Regions from separate parts of the Mus musculus genome. Here region 2 is linked to region 1. The links are chromatin loops, found by intact Hi-C in ENCODE. Cell type or tissue: heart. All regions are shown on one strand. Each heading gives the region's core, and the rest is flanking DNA. Links, peaks and the distances in the headings are about the cores only. Region 1 holds the start of Gm51460. Region 2 holds the start of Rnh1 (ribonuclease/angiogenin inhibitor 1).

The links. Peaks named below come from ENCODE experiments on the same cell type or tissue, not always from the same donor. Only the 100,000 strongest peaks of a DNase experiment are listed, where the experiment ranks them.
Region 2: a loop joins it to region 1, with 2.8 times the contacts of the local background. A loop is called at or near these places in 3 of 42 quality-filtered maps.

What each region holds. Positions count from the first base shown.
Region 1 is chr7:141,226,751-141,229,654 of GRCm38, forward strand. It overlaps Gm51460, which reads right to left and starts at 2,866. Exons shown (of 1, transcript XM_030243134.1): 1 at 1,456-2,866. The coding sequence starts at 2,461. The coding sequence ends at 1,973. It overlaps Phrf1 (PHD and ring finger domains 1), which reads left to right and starts at 2,038. Exons shown (of 18, transcript NM_001081118.1): 1 at 2,038-2,141. In heart, for the core only: a CTCF peak has its summit at 1,683 (motif pointing right); DNase peaks (open chromatin) are centred at 1,221, 1,771 and 1,901; H3K4me3 peaks cover 1,250 bases; H3K27ac peaks cover 1,464 bases.
Region 2 is chr7:141,167,604-141,170,507 of GRCm38, forward strand. Rnh1 (ribonuclease/angiogenin inhibitor 1) reads right to left here and starts at 1,333. Exons shown (of 10, transcript NM_145135.3): 1 at 1,073-1,333. In heart, for the core only: no CTCF peak of the experiment used is centred there; DNase peaks (open chromatin) are centred at 538 and 1,118; H3K4me3 peaks cover 1,384 bases; H3K27ac peaks cover 1,594 bases.

The DNA of each region.
Region 1 (2,904 bases), core at 135-2,634:
TTGTGAGTCAACTTGTGGTTGCTGGGAATCGAACTCAGGACCTCTGGAAGAGCAGCCAATGCTCTTAACCTCTGAACCATCTTTCAGCCACAATATTTCTCCTTTTTAAACTCCTTTAAATTTCCTCTTCTTAGCTAATTCTACTTATCGTTCTCTTCCCAGCAAATCAGCGAATTTACTGCATAGTTACCATGCTGGCCTTTCCTGTTCAGTCTTCTGAGTTTCTCTATACTTCCTCCAAGACTGATACTCTCAGAGTCTCAGATGGGCCTTACTCCCAGCCCCATCGTTTTTGAGTTAAGAGTCTCATGTAGTCTAGACTGTTTTTGAACTCCCTGTGTATGCAAGGATGACCTTCTATATAATCTTGCCTATGCTTCCATATCTAATTTATTTTGTGCCAGGGATGAACCCATGGCTCTGGGCATGCCAGTCAAGCACCCCTCCATCTTAACCACCCCCCTGCTCCCAGGTCCTTTCTTTCCTTTGAGACAAAGAGGGTCTCTTTGTAGCTCTGGCTGTTCTGGAACTTGCTATGTGCTCCAGGCTAGCCTTGAACTCACACTGGTCCGCCTGTCTCTTCTGAGAGTAAAGGTTATGTCACCCTGTCCAGCCCCAGATCCCTTCTTGATGTATGTGTTTGCTTCTCCTTTTCTTGTTTTCTTCAGTACCCTACCCTTGAGTTTCTTTGTAGAATCTGGACTTTTTAGCACTGAAAGTCCCAGGTTCCAAAGCTGGTCCCCACTACCACCACATTTTATCTCCAAGGCAGCCTTTTGTCCTCTGCTCTCTGGGGATAACCCTAGCTTTCCCTCTTCTAAGTAGACTCCTATCTCCTCATCTTCATATTCTTCCTTCCCTCTCCTCCCTGCCCCTCTCATCCAGTTTCTCAGTAAATCTACAGTCTGTCTTCTCCTCCTTTCTTTTTCTTTTCTTTTCTTTTCTTTTTTTTTTTTTCTTTCTTTCTTTCTTTCTTTCTTTCTTTCTTTCTTTCTTTCCTTTTTTTTTTTTGTTGTTGTTCTTGTTGTTTTCGAGACAGGGTTTCTCTGTATAGCCCTGGCTGTCCTGGAACTCACTCTGAAGACCAGGCTGGCCTTGAACTCAGAAACCCGCCTGCCTGCCTCTGCATCCCAAGTGCTGGGATTAAAAGCGTGCACCACCACTGCCCGGCTACAGTCTGTCTTCTATTCCTATCAAAAGCCATCCCTTCTGAGCCACAGTGGTCCCTGGACCACAAAATGGGCAGTTGAGTCCAGTGAGCCATGATTGCCACCTGTTTAGTACCTCAGTGTCCTCTGATCCCCTCAGCCTCTAGGTCAGTCTCAGTTTTGTGGGTCTGAATTTTCCCTGAGTCCTCTCATGGTTCTTCCCCTAATCCTATTATGCTCCATACTTTGACCCCTCTCACCAGGCCTTTATGCGTACTAGGCAAGAAAGTGTCCTACTGCCAGGCGGTAACCTCTAGTTCTGTTCTTTCTATTAATTATCTGTGCCATACAATTAAGTTCTTCACGGTGTTCACAAGTTACTGTGCCTCTCCTCGCCGGGCTGAAGGGGACGGAGGAGCTCGTATATACAGGATCCATCATGATTAACTGCATACTGGAAGGGAACCTGAAGACCCAGGGGACATCCTGAAGCTTTTCTCTAGCGCTCCTCCAGCCGCGGGCTGCAGTTAAGTCCAGCCACCAGGAGGAGGCGCTCACGGGAGGGCGGGACGGTTGTGGGCGGAGACGTGGTCCCGGGGCCGCTCCCATTCATCGCGGCGGATGGGGAGTCGGACTGTACCAACTGCATGGAGGTGAGACCCACAGCCTGGTTTAGTGCACTGGTGAGAGCTCGGACAGCACACGCTCAGCAAAACACTGCTCTCCTCTGACAGTACTTGTGATGGGCTAGTCGGTGTTCTGAGAGGAAGGGGACGCGCTAACGTCTCGTCATCCTCCGCCGCGAGTTCCTCCCCGTTTTGGCCTTAGTAGTTTCCACCAACGGGCAGGGCAGAAAGTTCCGGAAGAGTATGGGTGCACTTCCGGGTCGGGGAGCGCGCGGCGACGGCGGCGGCGGCTGACCGGCCTACTTGCGGTCGTGTTCGGACAGAGGCGGGATCGTCTAGGAGCGTCCGGGAGGCGCGAGGTTCCCGGGTACGTGCGGTAGCCGCTCTGGCCCGGTGTCCCTGTCGCGTCCGGCCGCGCGGGCCACCTATGGTGGCCGTACGCTTTGTCTGTGGCCTTCCGGGCCGGCTAGGCCTACGTCGCTCTGGCCGCGGGTCGGTCCGGAGGACGAGAGGGTGGCTGAGGCCTCGAGCTGAGCCCCGGAACGTCCGGCTGCGACCGGGAGGCCCATGGGCGTGGTGCCGGCCACCTGTCTGGTCATGCGGGAACCTGGACTGGTGCATAAGAAAGGTGTGACCCCTAGCTACCTGGTTTTCTGTCCTGATGGCCCTCGCCCTGGCCAGCACCATCTGAACTTGCCCAAATTGTGCTTGATGTCGCGATTATCGTTTTCCTTAGTTCGAGGAGCCCTCCCAGCATTCTCGAGTAGGCACCACTGTCGGAGCTTTACAGCCATAGTTCGGAGAGGTAAAGTCACTTGTCAGTGTTACATCGCTGCAGAGTGGCAGAGCCAACATTGCTTTCAAACCTGTCTTCCTGTCTTGTGTTTGAACCCCGGGTTGCTCCCATCGTGTCTTGAAAGGAGTACTCTGCAACAGAAAACAGTAACGTGTCTGGCGACTGTCATCTTGGCCAGTGGTTGGAAGCACAGTTGGAGTTTGAGATTGACTTGCAGCTCGGCATTCCTCCTTTCTCCCCATAGACCACTCTATACTCATTCCTCTGGGAAGAATGCTGAGTGAAAAGGGCAACCTGTGGCGTCACTCAGCACTGAGAGAAAGCCAAGACTTGT
Region 2 (2,904 bases), core at 95-2,594, 59 kb before region 1:
TATCCTGGAAGGCTTGAAAGAAGAGATCAGTGCTGTGCTCCTAGCACTGAAGGGAGAGCGGTACTAGGTTCTGTTTAAGAGAAACAGAAGTCACTTCAGCTGCTCTCTATAACAGTTACCGAAACTGGCAAACAGCTCTGTGTGAAGTTACAGTGCCTGGCACAACATGGCTTTACTAACGGGGTCTTCCCCTTCCTTCCCAGGGCTAGGAGGATACCCCCTTAATGCTAACCAGGAGCACTTTACACATATTGACACAAGGGCTAGTGACAGGGAAAACTGAGGCAACGGCAGAGATAACTCACTGTGGACATATAGCCAGGGCATGGAGAAACCAGTTAGCCCCACCCACAACTCGCCAGGGAGTAAAACCAGCACTGCCTGGATCAGATGTGTCATCCAAAGCCAGTCATCACTAGGGCACTGCCACTGGGGTGGGGTAGCTACAGTACTTCTAGTCACAGGTGCAACCCACACCTGCTCTCTTATGCACTACAGACTACAGGGTCCTAGAGTATCTACCTTTGAGGAAAGCACAGGACTGGACTTTATGGGAGGCAGGGTGCCAGCCAGTCCTGACGATCATCTGAGGTCAGGGGCAAGGGATGTGAAAGAACCCAGGCAGCTGGTTCTTCTCCCACACTCCTCCCCCTGTTTGGCCTTGGGACCAGGCAGGAGGTCCCACCAGCCTGGCTTAGAAGCATGATTCAGGCCTCTGCTTTGATGTGATTGGATATTGCTAACTAGCTGCTCCTAGCTGTTGGGTTAATCCTAGGATCTGAAGACACCCTCTTTGGGCCTTAAAGTGAGCGAGCGAACAGGTCGCTGGCGACGGAGCTATGAGGTCAGCCTTCAAGCACCAAGCAAGGCTCCTCTGAGGCACAAATGTGTCACCCTAAGGGAGGAACAGGCCTCAGAGACTCGCCGGGCCCGTGATCCCGCCCCCGCCCAATTTTTTGATCCCTCAAACCTTCTGGTCCAGCCGCTCTGCCACGTATTAAGAGGGCCAGGAAGGGACCCGAAAAAAACTCTCAAAGGCAGCCGGGCGCCCCGGAACATGGCCCTTGCTCACCTGGTGCCGCTGCAAGAGGTCCCAGACGATCCGTTTTCTTCCGCCCAGGGCGGGGCGTAGAGACTTTCGCCGCTTCTCTTTCTCTGGCCCCAACTAGCCTTTCACTTTGCCTACTGGAGACCGCCCACTAGGTCTGTCCCTCCCACATGCAGGCTGCACTTTGGGAACAGAACTTGACAAACCTGAGTCACTTCTTTGAGCCTGACTAAAAATACGTAAAATGATCCACAGCTGCCACGAAATGGGTGTGACTGTGATGAGAGCTTCTGGTATGAACACACCCATCTCTCCTACAGGCCGACCAGGTTTTCATGGCTAGAACAGTGTTCATTATGAACAGCCTTTCTCCCTGGGGATAGGGCTTGGGATGTCGAGAGCCTCTGATGCATGGGGCTCTCAAGCATTTCGTCACTAAGCATTTCTGATATTTGTCTTAAATATCGTTTATATATGAATGCTTCATCTGCATATATATCTGTGCATCGTGCCCAGGAAGGCCAGAAGAGGGTATCAGATTCTTGGGGAATGGCCACCATTCAGGTGTTGGGAACTACACCTGGGTGCTCTGGAAGAGCAGTGTCCTAAGCCATCCCTCCAGCCCATGTTTAAACTTTGTAACATACTCCCAAGTTATAGGATTTGCTTTTGGTTTCTGTATTTTTGAAATAAGGTCTTGATGTGTAGCCCAGGAGGGCCTTGAACATGCAGATTTGCTTCCTGAGTGCTGGGATTCTAGCACTGTGGAAAAAGTCAGCATTGAGAGTTTGTCACTCAGGAGCCCTGCTCTCTTGCACAAATGGCCACACACACCCTTGCCAAGGAACTGGCATCCATCCACCTAAGTGTTTGTTAAACACTTGTCATTTGCCAGATGCTGTTCTGAGTCCCTCCGGGAACTTTAATAATACAAGTAAAGGAGAGTCTAGCAGGCCAGCATAGGAAATCAGGAATTGTGTTCCCTAAAAGACCTGGGACAGGGAGCCCTGAAGGGAGAGAAGGAGGCAAAGAGACAGGCAAGAAAAGAGGCTGGAACTCAGCTTCATAAACCCTGTGCAGTGGCCACTACAGACAGAGCTTAATCTTCATCGCTGCAGAGCCATCCTCATGGAACCAATACCAACAACTGACCTGTGAAGTTGGGGATCAGTTCTTTGGGGAAAGATTAAAGCCTGCCCAATTAGAAGGAAAACTTTGGCCAGCCAGCCTTTATTTGTTGCTGCCATGAAGGAGAATTCCTGAAAAGAAGCTGTATCTACAGAGACTGGCTGATTAGAGTTTCAGTGCTGTGGAGAAATTGGGCTGGTGCAGTTCCAGAGGCTGCCTTATCCTGGGCTAGTTCTACCCCTCTAGAACAGCTCTTCCTTGCCTACCTGTGTTGCAACTAATATCTTGTGATCAGGCTGGCCTACAACTCACAGAGATGTGGCTTCCTCTTCCCCCTGACTGCTGGTAGGAAAGGCAAGTGTCACCACACCCAGCATCCTTTTGGAATCCTTTAGCAGACCAGTAGCTTCCACTAACCAAAAGCCAAGAATGTCATCAGTTGGCATCTTGGACTTACAGAAAAGCTTCCTTCCTCTTGTTGTACCAATCTCTCTGATGTACCCTTCAATGTACTTAAACTTGCCTTGTTTACTACTATTTTCTTCTGTAAAACTACAAAACGTCATGAAACTACCTCCATGGGAACACAGAATCTGGAGTAACCTAAATCTGTGTTCTCAGGCCATGGTCACTAACAATGACTCCAGAATAAACTATCTCTTATTCCTTTTAAGGTGAGAGCTGTAGTTGTTTTCATGGATACTGAGTACCCACAGACAAATGGCAGG